2 separate regions of the Homo sapiens genome follow, and region 1 is linked to region 2. Evidence: chromatin loops called from intact Hi-C (ENCODE). Cell type or tissue: spleen. All regions are shown on one strand. Links, peaks and the distances in the headings refer to the core of each region. The heading gives the core; the rest is flanking DNA. Region 1 has its middle 38 kb from the start of MIR4277. Region 2 overlaps LOC105374618 (a long non-coding RNA gene).

What was found. A loop is a pair of places that touch in the nucleus more often than their neighbours do. Peaks named below come from ENCODE experiments on the same cell type or tissue, not always from the same donor. Only the 100,000 strongest peaks of a DNase experiment are listed, where the experiment ranks them.
Region 1: a loop joins it to region 2, with 3 times the contacts of the local background. A loop is called at or near these places in 12 of 110 quality-filtered maps.

Annotation. Positions count from the first base shown.
Region 1 is chr5:1,745,023-1,747,935 of GRCh38, reverse strand. No RefSeq gene overlaps it. Among named protein-coding and RNA genes, the nearest start is that of MIR4277, 38 kb to the right of the region's middle. RefSeq lists an enhancer at 2,105-2,604. In spleen, for the core only: no CTCF peak of the experiment used is centred there; DNase peaks (open chromatin) are centred at 1,285, 1,724, 2,056 and 2,596; H3K27me3 peaks cover 1,951 bases.
Region 2 is chr5:2,023,669-2,026,581 of GRCh38, reverse strand. All of the region lies in intron 2 of LOC105374618 (a long non-coding RNA gene), which reads right to left. Among named protein-coding and RNA genes, the nearest start is that of CTD-2194D22.4, 140 kb to the right of the region's middle. In spleen, for the core only: no CTCF peak of the experiment used is centred there; no DNase peak of the experiment used is centred there; H3K27me3 peaks cover 1,790 bases.

The DNA of each region.
Region 1 (2,913 bases), core at 165-2,664, 280 kb after region 2:
CACAGTGCCTGGGGTCCTGGGGCCCCTTGGTGCCTGGCGGCCCTGGGTGGCTGCAGGTGGCGATTGGGCTCCTCCAGGTGCCCCAGGCCCAGGCCCTCAAGTCCCCACTCCCCACAAGGGTTCACAGCTGCCAGCCCTTAGCAACTCTACTTCTTCACACACAAGGCAAGGGCAAGGTTGTAGCGGGGCAGGGGGCGGGGGGGGTCCCTCCGGATCAGTCACTTGAGCTGAGATTCCGGTAGACACCAGGAGGGGCTGACCAGTGGTGGGAAGAACATACATCCATGGGAAGGAGGCTGACAACCAGAGGCGATGACCCCTCGGCATGGTTAGGGAGGAAGAGGACATGGTGCCAGTGGCCCCAGAACAGGTGGATGGGAAGGACTGACAGGCGAGGCTGGGTCAAGGTGGGGGCTGCAGCGAGGGGTGGGGGCCTGAACGAACAGCCTCGGTACTCGCTCGCACCTGCTTCACTTTCCTAGGTGGTAAATCTGTCATTTCAAATACTCAAAAATACCAGGATGGCCGTGGCAAGTCTACAAGCCCCACATCCAACTTTAGAAGCAGTGGCCACCCTGAGGCCCTGTCAGGGGCGGAATGGAGTCCCCCCAAAAACACACCCAGGTCCTAACCCCTCCTGCCTGGGAATGCCACCTTGCTTGGAAATTGGGTCCTACAGCTGTCCTTAAGGTCAGGACTTTGAAATGAGAGCCTCCGGGAACAGGGAGGGCCCTAAATCCAAGGACGCGTGTTTTTGCAAGTGACAGAGAGAAGTCCCCAAGCCGGGGAGGAGGCCGCCACGTGAGGTGGGGGTGGGCTTGGCGCAATGCTTGGCCGGGCAGGGGCGCCGAGGGGAGAGGCCGGGGACAGAGCCCCTCAGGGCCCCCGGAAGGACACCTCGCCCTCAGCCGCGCGGACTCCAGGATGAGAGAGACCGACTTCCGCTGTGGTGAGCCAAGCAGCTGCGGCCACGTGTCCCAGCAGCCCTGGGAAAGGGTGACGCCCAGCAGGCGGCATTGCGCCCTGACGCCGGGGACCCAGCACCCAGCCGTCCTCGCCCGCAGGTGCCCTGGCTCTGCCCCGGCCCTCCCTGGTCTGTGTCCTGACTCTGTTTCCCGTCGCCCAGAACGCCGCAGCCAGGGCGGCACACAAGCCTCGAGGGGCGGGGTCCGGGGGCCCCTCTTCCATCCGCCTTTCGTCTCCCTCCCTGCTGGATCTGAGGCGCCGCTCCCGCCGCGCTGTCCTCGCGCCATGCCACGTCACGTCACGTCACGTCACGTTACGTTCCCACGTCACGTCCACGTCACGTTCCCACTTCCCGTCCACAGGGAAACGGGCCCCGGCGATGTGAGGGCGTCTGCCGTGCTTGGTGCCTTCACAGGGGAGCTTCCTGCCTTGGCCGCGGTTCCAGGCTCTGTGCTGACGCAGCAGGAGGGTCCCCGGGCAGCCCAGGCAGGCGACGGGGAGTGACGAGGGTCCTTCACAGCCATGGGAGCCGAGCCCAGAGCAGGCGGCAGCAGCGTCTTTGCCACCCCTGGCCTAAAAGCAGCCGTGTGGGGCCCCTGACAGGTGCCCCGGAGCGAACTGCCCTCCTTGGCCCAGCCCTCAGGGTCCTGCCAGGGCCCTTGCTGCCCAGAAGGCCCGGGGCCCGGCTGACGACCCGCTACACCGTGGGCCCCCGGCTGAGTGTAGGATCTCAGATGGAAACACCCTGAACTGCCACCGGGCGAGTTAAAGGAGCACCAGCTGCTCCCCTTCCCGAGTCCCACACCCTTCCCTGCTCCCTGCCTCGGTTTTCCAAATTCCACGGGCGTGAAGTGTCCCCTGCGTTTAGGGATTCAGCCCCCCAACAACTTCTCCAAAACATCTTCCTTCACTGCAGGCTGCCTCGGCCCGAGGCCCACACAACCATGGAGAGGTTTACAGACAGCTCTCGGCGTCCTGCGGGCTGAAAGCCCCCCTGGACCAGGCAGCTTTCCGACAGGCTAATGCCCCCACCAAGTGGACGGGGCGTGCTCGGCTCAGGGACACCGGGTGCCTTTGTCGTCAAACGATGGAGCGAACGTGCTCATTCTGCAGTCCCACAGGACTCCCAAAGCACCTGGCAGGGCCCTCACCACACTCAGCCACCTTCCTCTCCCACAACCCTGGCTCTGTTGCTCCAAGGCCTCTGCCACCTCCTTCCTCAGCACCAAAGAACGAGGAGACGCGCACCATGACCCCCAGGGACGGCCGTTCTCCTGCCCACTATCTAGGCATTAGTGAGCGTGGGGTCAGCTGCGGGGAGATGGAGCGGCGTCAATGGAGTGATAAACAGTTTATCCGCACGATATGCCAGCTCCAGCCCATCTGTCCTAGTGCCTGCTGTCTGCAGAGGCACCGGATGGATCATGCGACACGGAAATGCGGGTGCGGCCAGCCAGGATGGATGCTACCCGACCTCCGAGGGAGATACAGCCGTGATGGAGACCCCGCTAATGGATCAGAAGAGGAATGGGGCCCGCACAGGAGCGGCGAGGCTCATGCATCTTGTAGAGGAGCTGAGATCCTAATCTCTCAGCCAGCCGCTCCCTCACACTCTCCTTTCTGCCCTCCCCCACCCGGGAAACAGGCAAGCCACGAGCCCCGGGCCTGGGCAGGCTGCTCTGAGGCCGCTCGCTGGCACATGGGGTTGCTCTACAGGGTGTGGGGTGCAGGGTGCAGAGTGCGGGTGGCACCCCAGTGAGTGGTTTGGGTGCTGTCTGCAGCTCTCCCAGCCACCTGGGCCAGCAGGGGCTTCTTGCTGGGGAAAGGGAGACCTGCTTGGGGGGTTCCTCATGTCAGTGCCCCCCACATCCCAAGGTGCTGTTGGTCAGAGTGGGAAGGCCGTGACGAAACCTGTTCTTTCTCCAAGCGTAACAAGACCATTCACTC
Region 2 (2,913 bases), core at 181-2,680:
CTGATATCAGACAAAGTAAATTTTAAGACAAAACACATTACTAAAACTTAATAAGGATTTTTATAATTACAAAAAAGTCAATTTACCAGCAAAATATAATTGTAAATATATACCCACCTAATAACAGAGTGTCAAAGTACATGAAATATTTTTACAATGAAGCAAAACTAATAAAACTGGAGAAAGAAATAGACAATTGCACAATGATAGTTGGGCACTTTAATATCCCACTCTGAATAACTGATGGAAAACCAGATGAAAAAGTAGCCAGGATACAGAAGATTTGAACAACACTATTAACCAACTTGACCCAACTAATATCTAGGGACCATTCTCAACAACAGCAGAATATATCATCTTTTCAAGTGCATGTAGACTGTCCTTCAGTATAACCATGTGAAAAGCCATAAAACAACTCAGCAGTTAAGTCGTCAGTCAAATTAGGAGACAATTATGCACTGGATTATATTTGTGACCATAGTCTAAGGATTTAAAAGCTAAAGTGAAACCAGAAAAATAATTAAACCAGAAAAATCTCAAGCTTACCAGCTTTTACTTGCTCAAATTTGTTCCAGTCATTTAAAATGAATAAATTCGAAACAGAGGAAAAGTTTTTGAATGTTAGAAACAGTACTATTAACAATTGAATTGCCAATTCGGCTACGATTTCTGATTAATCCACTTTATGCTAAAAGGCATTACAGCTTATGATGAAACATAGAGTAAATGTAAATTAAGATTATGGTCAACTGTTTCAACAATGAAAGGCTGACTTTTAGTGCCAGTAAGCAAGAAAAAAGAAAGAAGGGAAGGAAACAACACAAGCCCAGAAAACCGTTTTGCAATATTCGTTCTGTAAATGGTGAGTGCCTGGACAACGTTGGACTTGCTACCCAGGAGGGTGCCATTAGGCTTTGCCACATCTTTAAAAGATTATTAATTTTCAGGTAACATGTTAACACCCCCAACAACAAAAACAAACCAGTTCCAGATTTGTGTTTCCAGTGTGGTTCCTAGCACACTGGGTGGCTTCCTGTGGAGTCAGCACTGCTGTAAAAAACCATCTCCTCCTAGCTGAGGGAAGCACCGCCCTTCAGCAAGCCTTTAAAAAACCATCTCCTCCTAGCTGAGGGAAGCGTCACCCTTCAGCTAGCCTTTAAGCCTTACCTAATATATAGCTAGCTCTAAGATGACACAAGCCTCAGATGGACTGACAGGGTAGTCTAGACAGATAATCCCAAATTGTTTTCCTAATATTTAAATTCCCAACAGAAGACAAACGAAACAAAACCTACTAGTAAAAAGGTGATTGCAAAACCAAGTCAAAAGTAGCCTTTGTGAAACTCCCCCTGGCTCCCGCTGTGCTCCGTGGCCTCATTCTCAGGAAGGCACAAGCGTCCTCCGAAGCTTCCTCTGTTTTGGCGTCCTGCTCAGAACCGCTCTGCTCCTATCCACATCCACAATGACTCTCACCCACCTTTTCCAAGAGCGCCAATTTATCAAGTTCAGACTCCAACTTGACGGTGCACCCACCTGTCATAAACATCGATAGCTATCACCACATATCCAATTCCACCTTGCTGATTACACCATTGATTCCCAGGCATTGCAATGCCTGGATCGGTGGACATCTGCTCTAGGACACCTTTATGGGGAGACTTAAGGTTTAACTTAAAGTACGGTTTAACTTAGAGTTATATCTGGACCCCTTATTTTTCATGAAACATGCTTATAAAGAAGTCTGTGAAGGTTGAAATAATTCACAAATGTCATGTTTTTAAATATTTATATGTAGTTTTTTATGATTGCATGTGTAATCTCTCTGTGTAATGTTGTGTTGCTGAAATCTTACATTAATTAGGAGTACTGTCTAAAGGCATAGCATTATGAGCCTTTCTTTAATAAAAAGTTATTTTGAAAAGTAGACAATTACACGTTGAAAAATACTGTATTTGCTTCATTTGAGGTAGATAATCTGAACAAAATTAGTATATTTTATCTTCATGTTTCAGTATAATTGCATATAAGAAAAAAGAAAATCAAGGTTAAAGTCCAGATAGTGTTATTATACAATTATTAATCCAATCCCATTTTTAATTTCTATATACTTACAGAAGTTCTACGGAAATTACTAGGGCAATCTGTTAAGAGCTGTGTTATTTTCATATATGTTTAAGCAGTTTTCTGCACAGTGGCCTTAAAATAATTAGCAATTTCACTGTTTTATTTTATAGCATTCACAAAATTATTTAACTTTTTTCTGTTTGTTTTCTCATTTTATAAAATCAGATGAATCTGCCCAAAACAAAGTGTGCCTTACAAAGATACATTTTTTGAAATTCCAAATCTATCTGTAATCAAAATAAGTGTAAATGGATCAAATTCAGCAGCTTGAAGGCTCAGCAATGTCTTCTTTACAACAGATATGTATAAAATATAAAATTGCAGAAAGATAACAAGCAAAAAATTGCAAAGTTTTATCAAGCAAATACTTAAAAAAAACCAGTGTAGTTATATTTATACCAAGCAAAATATAGTTTAAACCAAAAAGCACTACAGAGGATAAAGAGTGATAATATATAATGATGAAGATAGCAATTAATCAAGAAAATATAATAGGCATAACCTTATATGTACCTAATAAGATAGTCCCAAAATAAAGGAAACAACAAAAAAAATAGAATTTAAAGAGAAAGAAGAAGTCTGCAATTGTAGTGGGAGATTTAAATATGCATCCTTAATGTCATATTTCAAATCAGACAAGACTATGTGGTCTCTGATAAAAACGGCTTGAAAGAGGAAAATACTATACACGTAAAGTACTGTTATTAGCATTAATAATGGCATGTAAGAGGTGAAACATTAATTACTTTCTTAGAAATAACAGTCCGGGTTTCATGTCGATATATTCCA